Linked DNA regions of Homo sapiens: region 2 is linked to region 1. A link is a loop called in an ENCODE intact Hi-C map of the cell type or tissue named here. Cell type or tissue: gastrocnemius medialis. All regions are shown on one strand. Each heading gives the region's core, and the rest is flanking DNA. Links, peaks and the distances in the headings are about the cores only.

The links. Hi-C counts contacts between places; a loop is a spot of excess contacts. Peaks named below come from ENCODE experiments on the same cell type or tissue, not always from the same donor. Only the 100,000 strongest peaks of a DNase experiment are listed, where the experiment ranks them.
Region 2: it touches region 1 in a loop (2.4-fold over the local background); 8 of 110 quality-filtered maps call a loop at or near these places.

What each region holds. Positions count from the first base shown.
Region 1 is chr9:89,995,062-90,004,000 of GRCh38, reverse strand. No RefSeq gene overlaps it. Among named protein-coding and RNA genes, the nearest start is that of MIR4290, 24 kb to the left of the region's middle. RefSeq lists enhancers at 4,047-4,136, 4,187-4,236, 4,247-4,316, 4,357-4,526. In gastrocnemius medialis, for the core only: no CTCF peak of the experiment used is centred there; DNase peaks (open chromatin) are centred at 3,840 and 7,690; H3K4me3 peaks cover 519 bases; H3K27ac peaks cover 4,406 bases.
Region 2 is chr9:89,938,230-89,947,168 of GRCh38, reverse strand. No RefSeq gene overlaps it. Among named protein-coding and RNA genes, the nearest start is that of MIR4290, 81 kb to the left of the region's middle. In gastrocnemius medialis, for the core only: no CTCF peak of the experiment used is centred there; a DNase peak (open chromatin) is centred at 5,159; H3K27ac peaks cover 986 bases.

The sequences.
Region 1 (8,939 bases), core at 244-8,243:
GGCACGGAGGTTCCAGTCCCCTTGGGATGAGCTGTCCCTCCCAGGCAGGCACTCATGGTGGCTTTCCTAGACTCCTTTGATCAAAGCATGCTCTTGCAGCAGCACATGCACGGCCTTATCCTGCTGCCTGTGAAATGTCCAGCTAAGCTGCCCTCTCTCCTTCTGACCCTGGTTGTCACTACAACTCAGATGGGGACCCAGCTTCCAGAAAGTTCTTCTGAACCCCTAAATCTTCCCCCTGGGAAAAGACTACATCTAAAAATAGGTAGAATCATCAGTTTTCGATGGGGAGATTATATATCAATTATGCATATTTTTACTTAATTACTTTTGTTTGTTTTCCTGGTTTTCCAAAAGTTCGTGTCCATTTTACATTTGAAAAAGGAGAATATATATTTTGGCATCATCCTTGAATGGCATGAACAATCCCTTGTGAAGAAGCCCCAGCGTCCTCCCATGAGTCCGGACCACCACCAGCACCAAAGACCTTGCCGGAGAATCTGGGCTTCGAGTCAGCTGAAATGTTAAATGGGCCTTTTTGCTATTAAAACTTCCCCCCCGCTTTGACTTAAATATAGTGGTGAGTAGCGCTGGAATGAGGTTTTTGTTCACCAAAAGTTTCTCCCAGAATAGAAACTGCCCCCAGTATTTTTCTTGGGAAGTACATCTATCTGGCAATGGTCACTGTTGACATTTTAAGCTAATGCACTCTGCTATGCAAAGTTAAGCCCAAAAAGCAAAGAGCTGTTTGCCATTTTGTGTTTCTTTTTTTTTTTTTTACCCAAACTCTGCCAGCTGGGGTAAAGACACCCTTACTAGTCAAACGTGCTCAGCACTTGGACTCTTTGCTTGTAAATTCCTGACACTCCAGGCACTGCCCGGGTTGGTTTGGCATCGTGGCCTTCAAGCTGGGGCAAGTGGCCCAAAGCCTTTCTTATCCTTCTCTCTGGCACTTGCGGCCTCCAGCAAAAGAAAAATTAGGACAGTGTTCTTTGCATGAGGATAGAGTTTCACATGCTCTGGTCTCTTCAGAGGGGCACCACTCCACAGATGAAAAACAGCCAGCCAAAAATTAAGCAGCTGGCCCCTCTGTCAATCCAAGTTCTGGGGTCTGGGGCCTAAAACACAGCACCTGTTGCAAGTAAGCAGTTGCAATGGTCCTGCAGCTGTGGGTGCTGTTATGCAGCCATCTCGTAGCAACAACACAGCAGTCGTTGTCAGTCTGACACGTGAGGATGGCATAATAAATGCATTTTGTCACAGCTCCTGCTGCCCCCCAGAAAGAAACCCTGCACAATTTAACAGGATCACTACAAGTCATCATAGAGAAACACTCATTTGACTGGGTCGATTAGCCTCTTGGACACCTTTCTACTAGGTTTCTATGGTTACCATGTTCATTATTTTTGTAGAACAAAACAGCAATTCACAATCTGCAAACCACAATCTCCATCAGATGCTGCAAACCCAACCCCCAACCCTTCCTGCTTTCCTCTGGCATCAGTAACCAGGATGATAGGAAAGTGCCCTGGAATGAAATCACTAAGCATTTAGGCACTTCACATTCTCTGTCCCTGCCGGGGAGAAGCCTGCAAGCACAGAGACAGGCAGGGATCCCAGGATCAAGGGGGCTGGAGAGGGGCAAGGGGTCGATATCACACCCAAATCTTTGGTAATACTTGTATGTTCATCTTGGCTTGGGATCCAGAGTAATTATTTTTTATCCTATCTACCTCTGTTGACATTTTGGCTAGATTGCTTTTCAGATGAAAAAGTTTTATTAAAGAATTGCTTCTGGAAAATAATTTTCAAACCAGTTCTGTGCATGTCGTGATCAAATTCAGGATAACATTGCAAACAGAGACTGTGAATTCCTGAAAAGATTTGGAGTGTGTATTATTATCCGTGTCTCATCTGCCACTTGAATGCAGACGCGGAAAATCTTGGGCAGTGGCCCTTTTGTCAGAAGGAACTAAATGGTACCGCCCTGCTGGAAATGATCCCGGCGGCAGCCCCCAGGCTCACAGCTAATTCAAAACATGAAATGACACCCCAGCATCCAGAATTGCAGGGCCTGTGCTCTGCTGCCTGGGCCCTCCACCAGGTGCCCCTTTCTGTGGCCTCTGCTTTGTCAGAGACATGCTGTGTAGAGCAGGGAACAGGCAGCCTTGACATCCTTACAAAGCACTCTCCTTGGTATTGTTCCTCTTATTTTATTAATACAAACTCTCACGCCTGTAATCCCAGCACTTTGGGAGGCAGAGAAGGGCAGATCACAAAGTCAAGAGATCGAGACCATCCTGGCCAACACGGTAAAACCCTGTCTCTACTAAAAATACAAAAAAAATTAGCTGGGTGTGGTGGCACGTGCCTGTAGTCCCAGCTACTTGGGAGGCTGAGGCAGGAGAATCACTTGAACTCGGGAGGTGGAGGTTGCAGTGAGCCCAGATCACGCCACTGCACTCCAGCCTGGCGACGGAGCAAGACTCCATCTCAAAAAAAAAAAAAAAAAAAAAAAAAAAAAGACACTGAAAGGGCACTGTCTTTTTAATTAAGTTGTTCTCTCTCCCCCGTGTCTTTAGTTCTATACAGAAAAAATGTCATATTTTATTATGCTCTGAAGTCTCTGTTTTAGTTTACTCTGACAAAGCTGTTGCTCAGAGTAAAAGTCAGCAAGTCACCCAGCCATAACACACATTGTCTATACCAGCAGGGCAAAGGTGAAATAATCCAGGGATTGTCCCCAACTCTCTTCTGACATGACGGATGGTTGGCCCAGTACCTGATGGTAACAGGAGCTACGACAAGCAGGAGTACTACAAGATGAAGGGAGATTTGGGACGATGTTTGATCTTTGAAGGTCACCCTTCCTGCGTACGAGGCAGAAGTCAAGCTGACGTCTCTAAGCTCCTCTCCTGGTTTTGAGCAAGCATGTTCCAGGAAGCTGATTTGTTATTTTGGCAAGTGACTGTTTATCATGATGCATTTCGGGGGAGTTGGGGGTCAGGTTTCCTGTTGCAGGGAGTTCTGATAGTTCCTGATATTTACATACATAGGTCTTCAACTATTGATGAAAAATGTAATGTGGGAAGGTGAATTTCAACCCTATGTGGTTGAAACTCAACAAAAAGAATATATAGAGATAAAAAGCTGGGGAGAATGTAGTCTGTATATTACGAGGATTCTTTGAATCCATGCATAGAAATTTGTTGTCTCCATTTTTCTTCCACACAGAACACTTAAAATTCAAAAGTCAGGAGAGGCAACTTTGATGCTGAGAGATGAGCTCTCCATGACATCTCCCTGAAATAGTTCGGATTTATCCTGCAGCCGCAAATCAGAGTCATGCATTACTTCTTTCTGAAAAACAAATTTAAAACCACCCGTCATTCCTCATCATTTGTACAAAAATCCTTATGAAAATGATTAAAGAAGGTAATGGAAGCACAACTCCCGCGTTGGTAAGGACAGAGCAAAGACCTTCCATAAAAGCTAGTTCCCTTCTCCTCCTTTTGAAAACCAAACCAAACAAAAATATCTGGCTGAAACGACAGTGAAACAGCAGAAAATTATTTACCTTCAAAATTGCAGACAAAATAACCCCCCACACACAGTTCAAAGAAATGAACTTGTAAATATTGTGACTTATTAAAACAACAAGGCTATAATTCACTTCACCTCCAGAAAAAAATCAAAACAGCACTTGCTTAACCTCCACAAGAACCCTGAGAAGTTGGCAATGCAAAGGACAGCTCTTTCTGCAGGAGCAGCAGGGAGAGGGAGACTTCGCCTCATGCATGTTTACACAAGGCTTAAAATAGATTTTGAGTGCCTAACGCTGCTCAGCGCCTTAGTGTAACTCCAATGCCAGCCTTCCCAGCAGCCAGTGGACTCCGACCTTGATCCCTGCACCGGTGCCAGGCAAGCCCCAGGAGCATGTGCTACGGAGCCAGTCCACAGAGCTCCCTCCTCAGGGACCCGACACCAGAACTGGACCTTCATCTGGCTGTCCCCAGTCACTCCCAGCGCCTTCTCAGGCATTTTCACTTTCTGGGCAGAAGGAGAGGTGGGCTGTCTCTTCAGTCTCAATACCCAGCTGTCCCAGCCAGGCATGGAAAGTGAAAGCTTGCTGCTGAGAACCACCCCGACTTACAGGAAGGAGCCCTGAGGTTTCTGTGACCCCAGGCCCTTGACTGGAAAGTGGCTACTGAGGCTGAGTGTCTCCTAGCCCTGCCCTGGTGTGTGCCTCCCTGGGGCAGAGGGCACATCTCAGTCATGCCCCTCTCCTCGGGAGGGGGAAGGCCCCACATGGCCCAGAGGTACTGGGGGACCAGCTCAAGCTCCTTTTGCCACAACACTTTTCACCAGAAAACTCTAAGCCTGCAGGGGCTGCCCCTCAGCCAGCTCCTGTGCACAGGTCAGGAAATCAGAGCCGCTGTCAGGCAGGGCAGGCCTCAAGTCCGTGAGCATTTGCCAGGTCAGAGCCTTCTCAGAGCTGTGGCCTGCTACACCCTACCTGCTAAACCTGCATGGAACCCTGGGCTGATCCCCCTAGGTCCATTTAAAACCTGGAGCTCTACTACCAGTTCTAGCCCAGGCAGCGCCTGCCAGCCATCGCAGAACAGCTCAGCACAGCCTGGCAAGGCCAGCAAGCCACTGGGCAAACCGGTTATCTCAGCAGGGCCCAGCAACAAAACTTTCTGCCAACTCAGGTGAAAGAGAGTGAGTACATGTCTGTAATGTCTCTGTGTATGTGTGTGTACATACAACACACACATACAGACATATATATACATATATATTGAGGTATATCTGCACATATATATGAAAGTATATATTTAACAGTAAATGTCCCACAAGTACAGGAAGCTGCATAAAGCAAACATGAAGTTTAATGAAGTCCTATAAGGCAAAAATGCTTGTAACCCCCAGCACCCACTCTAGAGCCTTCCCACCCCCCTACAGAACCCCACTCCCAAATCTCTCCTCCCTCCTGGGGCACAGCTGGGCTGAGTCTTATGGCCATTAGTTCTCTAGTTTTCTTTGTCATTTTATTACCCAAGTGAGATTCATCCTCCATGGAGCATAGTGTTGCCTTTTATCTTTGGCTATGCCTGATAAGTCAGCAAGTGCCCACGCCTGAGGTAGACATGGATATACATATATGCATGTGTGCATATGCATGAGTATGAAAGCAGATGCTGTAACATGCTTAGAACAGAATCCACACTCCTCTCCCGTTCAGGCTAGTGCCCTGCTATTTGGAACGCCATTTATTGGATAAACAACAGACAAGTATAAATTAATACCATACTTTAAAAAAAAAAACTGCATGTGGTGCCTCAAGCCTGAGCCATTAGAACAATTCCCCGAGTATGAGTGTGAAGCTACTCCCAGAGCCAGGAGGCCTCCATGTGTATCTCCACCACTCCCTCTGCAGCCCCATGGGTGGTGAGCCTGGGGACCCCAGTGAAACCATCTCCAGCTCCTACCAGATTTCCAGCTTCTTGAGGAAGGAGGCCGGCAGGGCTCAGTACATTGGCCACAGAACGCAGCCGGAGAAGGAATCCAGGGTGGTCTAGGCCAACCCGTACCCCCTTGATGGGGTCGATTGCCAAATGTCTGTGAATTTCGGGACCAGTTGTTACACACAGCCATTATTAAAAATTAAAATGAATAGATTTGCAATAAAATAAATTATATTAAAATTCAAGATAATAACCCCCACATTGTGTTATTATCAGTGTTCTCTAGGCTGCGTGTCTGTTTATCTGTCTGGTGATATATGTACGTCATCGTACTTAAGGTAGTGGCTCTGCACACCCTTTCCAACTCTGTTTTTGGTGACATGGCATTAGCTTTCCATTGGCTGTCATGGGAGGATTTATACCACAGACAATGACAAATATTACAAACCAGGTGTCCCATACATAAACACAATATACATCCATCCATATGCATATACCAAGCACACATATACTTACATGCCACACTTATATGCATGCACCACACAACACACACACACCACACTACACACAATACACTGTTGGTTCCTCCCCCAAATCCTCTAAGATTAAGAACTGGAAGCCAAGCATCTTTTAAGGCGGCCTTCCCAACCTGAGACCTTGGGTGGCCTCCCAGGTCTGAGAGAAGTTGGGATGTCTCATCCCCACCACAGGGAGGTGGCTCTGGGCAGGGCCAGAACCTGATGCGGGGCTAGTGGAGGCTGCAATGTGGTCAGGGATGGCCTGAGAGGGCTCAAGGCCCTCTGAGCAGAGCCCTGCTCACACCCAGGGTCCTTCAGTCAGGCAACAGTAGCCCAAGGTTTTCTTGGGCGATCTATGTCCCTGGCAGCATCTGCCCCCTTGGAATTGCAGGTGGTCTGCAGCACCTCCACACCTGGAACCCCACGAGGAGCCTTGCCTCTGCCTTCACAGCCTGTTTTTTGAGGACAACAAGGGGGCTCTGCCTGGTGCTGGGGATAGATCAGGAAAATGCCCCTGTTCATCCATCTACCTCCTGATCTCTTTTCATCCCAGACTGGCACACAGCTCCTGGAACCCTGGGAGTTTGCTGTTTTCTGTGTGCTAATGAGATGGTGGGTGGCTGAACTCTAGACAGTTTCAGGATGGCGGCTAGTGGCCAAAAAGACCAACCATGATGCCACTTCATCCCCAACCCAGAGAGGGGGGGAGCAGCTGGAGACTGAGTCAGTCACTAATGGCTAATGATGTATCAATCACACCTACATCATGGAACCTCCACAAAATCCCCAAACAAAGGGGTTTGGGGAGCTTCCAGGGTGGTAGAAGCATCCACATGAAGTGGGGAGCTGTGCACTGAGAGGACAGGGAAACTCCACACTTGTTTCCCCAATACCTTCTCCTATGCTTCTCTTGCATTTGGCCACTCCTGAGTTTATCTTTCATAACAAAACCATAATTGTAAGTAGAGTGCTGCCCTGCATTCTGTGACTCATTCTAGCAAGGGATTAAGCCTGGGAGAAGGTCATAGGAGCCCCTGATTTCACAGCCGGATGACCCTTGGGCCTTGTGGCTGGTGTCTGCTGTGGGGCAGAGTCATAGGACAGAGCCCTTCACCTCCAGTGTTCATGGCATGAACTTGTTGGACACCCAGGTGGCGCCGGATAACTGGAGAACTGAGAATTGAGAATTGCCACTTGCAATGACACCAGACAAGTGCAAAGTCAGACAAAGTCCTGTGTCCTCTCTAAGAAGGCCAATGCCCCTAGTTATTCTTTAAGCCTGAATCCAAGGGTCTCTACTATGTCTCCTTCTTGGCTGTGGAAGACAGCCCCCTCCACCCTCCCATCCCACTCCCCGGCAGTCCCCAGAACATTTCCATGGCATTTATCACTACAGAGAGGTTTGGATAGGTCTAGGAAGTTAAGACCTCCATAGGCCAGGTGGACCTGGGCTCACCCATCCTTTTCCTGCCACCTGTGCCCCACCCACATCTCCAGAGCCCAGACCCCAGGTCTGGAGCCTCTTCTCACAAATACACCATGCCCAGCCGTCACACCTGGGACCCCATGATGCTGTATGTTTCCTGCTGTGTCTCCCAGCAGACTCTGCTCCACCACTGCCACCTGGGCAATTCGCAGCAAGTGCATCCAGACCACAGGCATTGGCAGCAGGGAGTCAGGCCCGGGGCAGAGACAAGAGCCAAATCCTGATGTTGACATGCAAAGGATGCCACACCTCCAGGGACATCCAACAGGCAGCCAGTTCCAGCCAGTTCCAGCCAGTTCCAGGGGATGAAAATACAGAGATCCTTTACCCGCCTCCACCCCCTCTCCAAGCAAAATTGCCCAGTGCTCCTTTGAAGACTCCGAGGTTGCATCTAAAATGCTTCTGGAAATTACTGTTTGAGGTGTCACCCACCTCCCACATCCAGCCCCTCACAGGCACCTCAGTTGTGCAAGAAGGAGGAAGAGCTGGGGGAAAGATTAAATAGAAGGTGTTGGCGGGAGTAGGGGGAAGATGAAATGACAGGAAGATAAACACGGGGTCCTACACCAATGAGACCCAGGGTTGGGGCTGGGTGACCACAGCCAGCCACTTGATGTCTCCAGCTCTCTTTAAAATAGAGACGGAGTGAAATCTTTCTTGTTGTGGCAACAAAGTGAGGGAGGCACGAAGAACCTCTGTGAATGTGATGAGCCCACTGAGGAGAGGCGAGACCACCAGGGCAGGCGGGGCTGTCCTCACCAGCTGGCCCCCTTGGGCCCAACACCCCCCTGCCTGCCCTTCGGCCCCTGCCTGAGGGAAAGAGGAGACCCCAAGAGCAGCCAAAGACACTGAAAATGAAACACAGAACAAAAACATCAAGACCAAAGCAGAATGGAGCAGTAGTGTGTGAGTCTACGGGGCCATCCTGAAGGGTGAGGCGGTCACTGACAGCGGGGGTACGGAGGCACAGCCGCAGTGTCAGATATCTGTGCCTTTGTCTCATCCTCTGTGAAGTGCCGATAAAACACACATTCAAAATGTGACTTCTGCCCTGTCAGTGACTCCCTAATCTGGGGAGGCAGGCTTCAAGATGCTTTCAGTCCCTGGGGATGTTTGCAGACAGAAGTAGAGAGACATTGTCCGTGGAAAGCCATAATCATCTAGTATTTGAATGTTTCCGAAAAGGCTTGTTTTCGTCTGAAATGACATAGCTGCCCCTGTCGGTTTTGTCCACCCTGTATGTCCTGTTCCTTTCATTCTGGAAACACAACAAACCGTGCGTAAACAAACGTGGGCAGCTCTCTACGCAGTGTTCTTTGAGCCTGGTTCACACTGAGCGGCTCCCACAGCTGATGCGGAGTCCGTAGCTATGGATCCTGGACAACAGGTCACATGTTCCAGGAGGATTCTAGCAAGTTCTCCCCATACCCAAGCAGCCTGTGAGGCTAATGTTCAGATGAGACGGCT
Region 2 (8,939 bases), core at 234-8,233, 57 kb after region 1:
CCTTTGGAGGGAAATCTAGATAAGCACAACACACATTTTTGATGACCTAAGGATGACACCTTTGACAAATTTGTATTGCCCCTTAAATCACAGTATCTGACAACTCTTGTCAAAATTTGAGTTCTTGGCCTGCTGCCGATTGTTTTTGATAGCCTCCGTAGTCTTGGATTTAAGAGCTACTGTCAAGCAGTATCCTTCCTGTCTTTGTTACACAAGAAATCTGCTTTGCATTAAACTCTCTTTGAAAAAGTGTTTTGAAATATCATTAAAAAATGCTTTGTGATTGTACAGAGAACAGACTGCAAAGAACACAAACGACTCTGTTCTGGCATACCTAATTCCTCTTTGCTCTTGCATATTGAAAACATTACTGCAGGTGTCTGGATGCAGCAGCCAAATGATTCAGGTCAGCAAAATTCACCCTTGAAAACCCTCATAAGCCAATTATTTTCACCCTTCTCTCTTTCCTACTCAAATGTTGGAAGCACTGTTGGGTAAAACTCAGTGTTCAGAGAGCTATGAAAGCAGCACAGGGCCTTAGGTGTTCATTGGTGAGACTTTTAGAGCCAGACTGGTAGATATGTAAGTGTCACTTTGCAACCACTGCTTGCAGTTGCACCTCCCCAGGGATCTGACAGAAAAGAGATATGAACAGCAGAACTAGTAATAAAACCAAAGTCTTAGCATAGTTGGGGTAAGTTTGCATGTATAAGCAGCTTTCTCCTAAAAATGACAAGAGATCCATGTGGAGGAACTTCTGCCACAACCTTGAGACCAGAGCAGCAATGGGTCACTTGTTTCATCTCCTCTCTATTAGCCCATCCCTGCCTAACAGGTGGTCCTCTTGTCCATGAGCCTCTGGGAAAGACAGCCTGACAGCCTCCCCTAGAAAACCCTCGGTAGGTTCTCCAACGCCCATGTCCTATTTTGTTGTTTGATTTTTGTTTTTCTCTCCTGGTACCAAACTCTAATCATTCTGGAGCAATTTAGAGTCATTTCCTTTTGTTCATTCTTCTGTGGTGTCCAATCTTGCACTGCCCTCTGTGTGGATGATTTTAGTCCACGTGAAGATCATACAAGTAGACTCATTTCAACTTTGCATTTGAGGCAGACAACCTCACTTCTCTTAGTGTTCTGTTTGTTTTGCAGAAAACAAGGACACATTTAGCATCTTGGAGTGTCAAGTCCTCACAATGGCCTCTGCTCCCAGCTCTCTATTGGGGTGCAAGTGCAATATTTACCTTTGAGGGTCTGGTTTTCCATTTGTGAGATGATGTCATCTACACTGTCATACCTCCCAGAGATGGTCTACGTTCTCAAACAAAAGTAGAAAATGGGATCTGGGTCCTAGGGTGGCTTGTCCAAGTGATGGAACTGGATACAGGTGGAAGAGTCTTTAAGGAGGCAGCTGGGCCCTACTTCATTAGGAAGAGAAAGAAGAAAAGTGAACCACAGGGGTCTCTGGTGTGGCCTTGTGTTATCTTCCTTGTGTTCAGGGGTAGGTTTTTCAGGAAGATGCCAGGCTATCCCTCCACTTCCTGTGCACTCATGAGCTTTCAGGGCATGCATATCTAGGTGATCATAGTAGCCACCTCTGGGTGAAGGCCTACTGTGGGCTTGTTCTCCCTCCTTTCGCACAGGACCATCATGAGCCAGGCATCACCCCCTCCACTTCTGATGGTGAAGATGAGGGGAGAATGGGAGTGAGCTAGCAGCATCTGCATCTCCATGAGTAGTTGAGCTGGATGAGGCCTGGGGAGAAGAGGTGAGACCAGGCATGGTGACTGGGCAACGGGGCAGGAGAAGCTGAGGCTCCGACCGCAGTCAAACATGCCACTGACCACTAGGGGAAGCATGGTCTTGTGCGTTTCCAGACCATGCTCTGCAGAGCAGAGGAGACCCTCAAACCTTTGGAAAGGTGAATGGGGAAGAGGAAGGCTGAGGACCCCCACCTTTCTTTCCAACTGAGCCCCTTGGCCTCCAGTTCACACATTGGGCTTGTGTTCATGTTTCACCTAAAACAAAGTTCCACTGACTTAAAAAAAAAAAAAAAAAAAAAACACAACAAAAACAGTCTAAAGCACTGGGCGCAGTGGCTCACGCCTGTAATCCCAGTACTTTGGGAGGCTGAGGCAGGCAGATCACCTGAGGTCTGGAGTTTGAGACCAGCCTGGCCAATATGGTGCAACCTTGTCTCCACTAAGAATACAAAAATTACTCAAGCGTGGTGGCAGATGCCTATAATCCCAGCTACTCGGGAGGCTGAGGCAGGAGAATTGCTTGAGCCCAGGAGGCAGATGCAGTGAGCCGAGATCGTGCCATTGCATTCCAGTCTGGGTGACAAGAGTGAGACTGTCTCAAAAAATTTAAAAAAATTTTAAAAAGTGCCTGGTCTGAAGGATAAAATCCAAAGTCCCAGGGTAGCAATGCCTGGCATGCCTGGCTCCCATGCCTCAGCTGGGCCCTTCCTCTCCCTCCACCCCCCTGGGCTTTGCAGAGGGTTCCCTGCTCCCTGCCTCTGCACCTCTGTGCATGCCCTTCCTCCTCCCCTCCCCTGTGATGTCATTCTTGGGAGGCGCTCTCCAGCCTGCCTAGGATGAGGTAGCACTTCTCCCTTTGCTGCCTCCATAGTCCTCTGCAGCTTCATGGTAGAATAGTGGCTTCTCTCTGCTGTCTGGAGTGTGAGCCCTCTGTATTCCCACTCCTGGCATGGGCCTGGGACCTGGCACAAAGGAACAGCCTGTAGTTGGCTATGCATGGATGTAAGAACCTAAGGTGGGTGCATAGACTTGAGAGGGATGACACATGGACTTGCAATAGTCTCAATGGGTCTTCTATTCAGGAACCAGAAAAGCAGCCCAAACATAGCCTTTTCCGAACAGAGCTCACTAAAGAGGTTACTTACCCCAACACTCGGTAAGCTTTGAGTGACTTGCCTGATTTGATTAAATGCCTATGCTTTAATGTTATTTCTTTCTAAACATACTTGATTTATTCAGAAGGAGGAGCTGAAATCATAGAAAAAAACATTTTGTCCTACAAGGATTTTTTCAATGTCATAAATAAAATACATTTACAATACTTCAACCTTTAGATGCTTGGAAAACAGACCCCCGGGTGACAAAAAGAGTTGTAGCACATGAATATCGGTTTGTGTTACAAGCCAAATATTAAATAAAGGTAAGGAGTCATAAAATAAAAATGTTTACAGCCCTTGGCTGAGTCTGTGAATTTCACACACCTAATAGATCATCTGAAACACTCCAGAGGAAGACGAGACCCAGAGAGCAGACCTGACCAACCCAAGCCAGCAGAAAACACAGTCAAGGGTACCAGATGCTATAAGGAAACCCAGTCACCATGTGGGCTATTGGAACCTCTGCTTCTCCCCATAGCCTGTTTTCTCTAGCAAATGCCCTTGAAAGCTAATCAATAAAGAAAGTCATACATGTTATTCCTCCTGAAAAAAAGTAGCAGCAATAAGTAATAACTCCAATGTCTGGGGAGGGAAAGAGGTGCAAGGTCCCCCCAAAGGTGGGGCAGGGAGGGGGACATGATCAAAGAATCATGTCCCCAAGATCAAAGGCATCCTCTGGAGCCCTGACTGCAGGTGGGAGGATACAGCAGGAGCCCCTGTGAGTTGTGCTCTCACAACCACCACAGGCGCAAAGGATTTCCAGCTAGGATGAATGCTCAGAGGCACAGCCCCAAAGGCAGGTCCCACCCAAGGAGTCTGTGTTCCTTTTCTTTTTCTCAATCCACGTCCAGTGCATTAGAGTTGGTGCAGGGGTACACAAGACAATGCTGGGATTCCTTAGGGGGTGTTTGCTTTGCAAAGGAGGGTAGGTAACCTGACTCAGGAGGTCTTCAGGGTGCAGACACATGGAAATGCTATTTTAAGTCTAGCAGGTGGTGGAAACCACGTATAGTAGGAACAACTTCAGGGCTCTCCAGACAGCCACTGTCTTACTCAGTGGCCCATTATTCTCACCTGGCCTGTTCTAACTGCTCCTGTCATACCCCTGGATCCCTTCTCACACATGCCCACTGAAATCTATCATCACCACGGGCTCCTCCTAGAACATCTGGGCTTTTTTCGCTCTATTGCTCTAAAGCTGCTGCAGCACACACATTGTTAAAGAGACATAACCCTCCTCCTAATCTGTAGGACACTGCACAAAAAAGTCCAGTTGCTGAGCTTGGGGGAGGCTGGTTCGCACCCCGTCATTCAAGACCCTCCTCTTCAACTTCCATCTATCCACAGCCAGCCCCGCTGCGCTTCCTCAGCTCCCACACTCCAGCCTTGTGCCTCAGAGTCTGGCCCATTCCTTCTTTCCTCCCTCATCTTTCTCTCACAGCATCTCTCACTTTTCTGGATTTCTGAATTTCTGTGTCGGCCCGGGCTGCAGTCATCTTGAGACTTGCCTTGGGGAAGATCCACTCCTGAGGTTCACGCATGTGGCTGCTGGCAGGTGCTCAGGTTCTTATGGCTGTTAGCAAAAGACATCAGCCCCTTTCCACATGGGCAACTCACAACATGGCAGTGTGATTCAGTAGAGCAGGTGAGCTGTGAAGACTTGATGGGAGAGGTGGGTGCAAAGAGGGACAGACAGAGGGAAGTCACAGTCTTTCAATCACCTACTCTCAGATGTGACCTCTCTTCCCCTTTTCCGTATTCTATGTTAGAGTTAAGCCATAAGTCCTGCCCACCCCCATGGGGAGGGAACCCCAGGACTGTGAGCATCAGCGTAGCTTTCCCCGTCATTCACTCCAAGCAAGGTGTAGGGGTCTCCTTCACAGCCAAGCGCATCCTGTGTCATGCTATCTTTCACTCTCCAGTCCTTTCTGGATCTCCCTGCTTTCTCTGGGGCCAAATACCTTTCTTTATTTTTCCTTTATTTCTGAGTTTCTGGCTTCTGCCCTGCCCAGAACCCCTAGGTCTGCTAGAAAGCTGCCTTCCACACTTCCACATGGCTGGGGTGATGATAATACGACGGTGAATGTATCTGGTTTATTTCTTTTAGAAGCTCCCATACATTCCATATGTGTGATCTCATTAGCCTCCTAGCATCTCTGCAAACCAGAAGAGTGACAGGTGTTTACAAGGAGGGCATGGGCCTTAAGTAATCTCTTCAAAATTATAGGGTGAGTCACAGGGAGCACAAGGACTTAAATAGAAACTGCTTGGCTTGCAATGTGGTCCTTTTTCCACTCAGTTGATTGGCAAAGAGTTATTGCTTTTCTTCCACCAAGAAATGGGTGTTTACACCACCCAGATAAGCATGTTCCAAAATCTCCAGCACTCACCGACTGGGGCCAAGACAAAATCACCATTTTTTAGCCTGGCACAGTAGGTTCCCCATGCAATAATAGCTCTTCGTCCATGACAGGCCTCCCCACTTTTATCAGCCCCTTACCCACTATTTGAACCCTATACTACAGCTGAATTGCTGTAGCTCTTAGGGATGGTTGCTGCACCTGGACTGCCTCCCAAGACCCAGGATCATGGCAAACTGCACTCTTCCTCCAACCCTCAGCTCAGATGCTAAGCCCTTTCTCTTCCAGGACCAGTTGTAATGATTTCTGTCCATGATTTTAGTCATGAAACTGAGAGCAAAGCATGTGCCTTTTAATCTGCAATTTCAGCTTAAGCAGTGTTCTGCTTATTAGCTTTATTTTGCTAATTTGTTGTTGTTGCTGTTTGTTGTTGTTGTTGTTTGTTTTTTGTCTGTTTGTTTGTTTTTTGAGACAGGGTCTCACTCTGTCACCCAGACAGGAGCGCAGTGGCATGATCTCAGCTCACTGCAACCTCTGCCTCCCAGCCTCAAGCGATTCTCCTGCCTCAGCCTCCTGAGTAGCTGGGATTACAGGTGCGCACCACTACAGTCCGGCTAAGTTTTTGTGTTTTTAGTAGAGATGGGGTTTCACCATTTTGGTCAGACTCATCTTGAACTCCTGATCTCAAATGATCCACCCACCTTGGCCTCCCAAAGTGCTGGGATTACAGGTGTGAGCCACCCTGCCCAGCCTATTTTGCTCATTTGTGAGTCAGGAATTTGAAAAGAGCTGGCTGGGAAGCTTTAGCTTAGAGCCTCTCATGGGTGACCATCAGATGTCATCCAAAGGCTTGGTGGGCTGTCCTTGCACGATGTCTTGCTCACATGGCTGGCAGGTGCACAGGCTGCTGGGTGCAGCTGGACTGGGGCTGTCAACTACAGTGTGTACCCATGGCATGGTGATCTTAAAGTAATCATACTTCCTACATGGATTGTGGCTTGTCCTGGTCTTCAGAGAACCAGGCAGAAGCATGGCTTTCCTGACTGAGCCATGAAAGTCATTCAGCACCAATTCCACTGCATTCTGTTAGTCACGAGTGAGTCACGAGGCGAGTCCAGATTCAAGGGGATGAGAACGAGGCTTCACCTCTTGATGAGGAATGTCAAGGTCACCTTGCAGAAGAGCACATGAGACAAGAGAAATTGTTGCAGACTTCTTTGGAAAATATAATCTATGATGAGTGGCATGGTACTTTTGCTTAGTAATTACTTTATAAATATTGAATGACCATAAATGAAGCTTTTCTCTACCCTAGCCACTTGGCAAAAATGAACTGTAACAGAGTGCGGTGGTTCCAGCCATTCTAGATAGGCTTTCTCTGTGCTTGCTGCTGAACCACCATCAGAAGTCCCAGATGCTGCTTAAAAAGGCAGATTTTTAGACACCACTCCAGACTCATCAGCTGGCGCCTCTAAGGGTATTGTCAAACGTGTGTATTTTAACCAATCTCCTGCCCCAGGACAATTCTAACGTGCTACCCAGAGGAGATGGAGGAAAAATTCCACAAGAGGTTGTATTAGTTACCTATTGCTGGGTGGAACATGCCTCCAGGACTTAGCGATTTAAAGCAGCAACCACTTATTATATCCTGATTTCTGTGGGTCGGGAGTCTGGGTGTGGCTTAGCTGGGTGTCTCTGACCCTGGGTCGCTCACAGGGCCACAGTCAAGGTGTGGGCCCAGGCTGCAGTCATCTCGAGGCTTTTCCTCAGGAGGATCTGCTCCCGAGGTCACGCATGTGGGTGCTGGCAGGTGCTCGGGTTCTCACGGCTGTTGGCAAAAGACATCAGCCCCTTTCCACATGGGCAACTCATAACATGGCAGTGTGATTCAGTAGAGCAGGTGAGCTGTGAAGACTTTAGGGGAGAGGTAGGTGCAGAGAGGGAGAGACAGAGGAAAGTCACAGTCTTTCTATAATCTAATAGCAGATGTGACATCTCTTTCCTTTTACCACATTCTATTAGCGCTAAGTCATAGGTCCTGCCCACCCTCGTGGGGAAGGAACCCCAGGAGTATGAGCATCCGGAGTTGAGGATGACTGGGCCAAGCCAGAGGCTGCCTGTCATAGGGTTAGAGAAGCGTAGGACTGGGTGCAGACCACCAAGGAGTTGGTTGAAGGAAACTAGAGATGAGCAGAGCCGGGCATAGCCGAGGGCAGACTTGATTGATTCTGAGAACAAAGGGCCAAAAGGGTCTGGACACAGGAGAACCAGAGAAACTGTAGCATCTAAGACATTCCCGAAGCTTACGGTTGCAGGGGAAGTCTTGACTGCACTTTTTGAACAGGACAGGACTTGACTAGGCCGAGAGGAGAGAGAAGGAAAGGACAAGTCTCATTGATTTTATGAGGACTGCTTTCCAGATCCTGGGGGCGAATGTTAGAAACTCTGTTTTGGCATGTTAGAAGCATGACCCAGCAGTTTCTGTGTCAGAAGAAGCCCAGTGTATCATAATAAAGTTTGTGGTCCAAGTACCCCTTCCCCCACGTTCTAAAATACATCCCATTAGTAATTTGCTCTTGTGAGATAAGAATATAAGAAACCCGACCTCCTAACCTAATGCTATGAACAACAAATGACTTCAGAAAGGGAAGAAAGAGGCAGAGACTGAGAGAAAGGGGACAACGGAGCAAAAAGAACGGAGGTTTCCAAAGACCTGCCCAGGTTTGGTTTGTGAAGTCCAAGGCAACTTTCTACTTTGTGAATCAACAACATCATGAAAAATAATATTTTCATCCCCAGTGTGGAGAGAAGCAGCTCCAACACACCATTTATTTAAGCTTTCTGCAGGAAAGGAAACAGGAAAGTAAGAAAGGGCAAAGAAAGACAAAAAAACTGTGAAGAACAAAACAATCTAATCTGGAAAAAAACACAAACTGAAAACAGAAGTTTCCTCGAGTGTTCTGAACTGCAGGGTGAAAAAAAGAAAGGAATGAAAAAAAACACAAACTGAAAACAAGAAGTTTCCTCGAGCGTTCTGAACTGCAGGGTGAAAAAAAATAAGGGAATGTGAATTTAGTTATTAATAGAAGTTTCACATAAGGGATTTCTTTTTAAAAGAAGTGAGAATTTGGAAATAAGGCACCAAATTGAGGCTTAAGCCACCATTTACAGAGTTAATAAATTAATTAAGAGCAACAGTAGATAATATACACAAGTAAAAAAAGAAAATCACGTTATATTAACTGTAAAAAAAACTTGTTAACCTTCTTATTTACTCTCTCATTTTTGGGTAATGGCAGACCAGGTAATTTAGACCAACGCTTCTGTTGGAAACAACCCGAAAATGCCAATCTATGTCTCATCCATCCATATCTATATGTAAATACATATGTCTACATCTATATCCATAAATATTTATTTCTATCAATATCTATCTCTCTATAAAGGCTTAAAGGCAGTAAACAGCTAAGTAGATGGTGAGAAATTAGCCAACTGAAATCCAGGAAAGTTCTGGAATCTAGCAAATTGAGTCAAGCACTTGAAGCTAATTTTTGTCCTGGGGAAATTTCAAAGTCTGGAAGCAAGAGTTTAGAATCTGAGTTATATTCTTGCTGACCTCATGACATTAGAGAGACAAAGTTGCACAGAGGTGCCCAAGGACC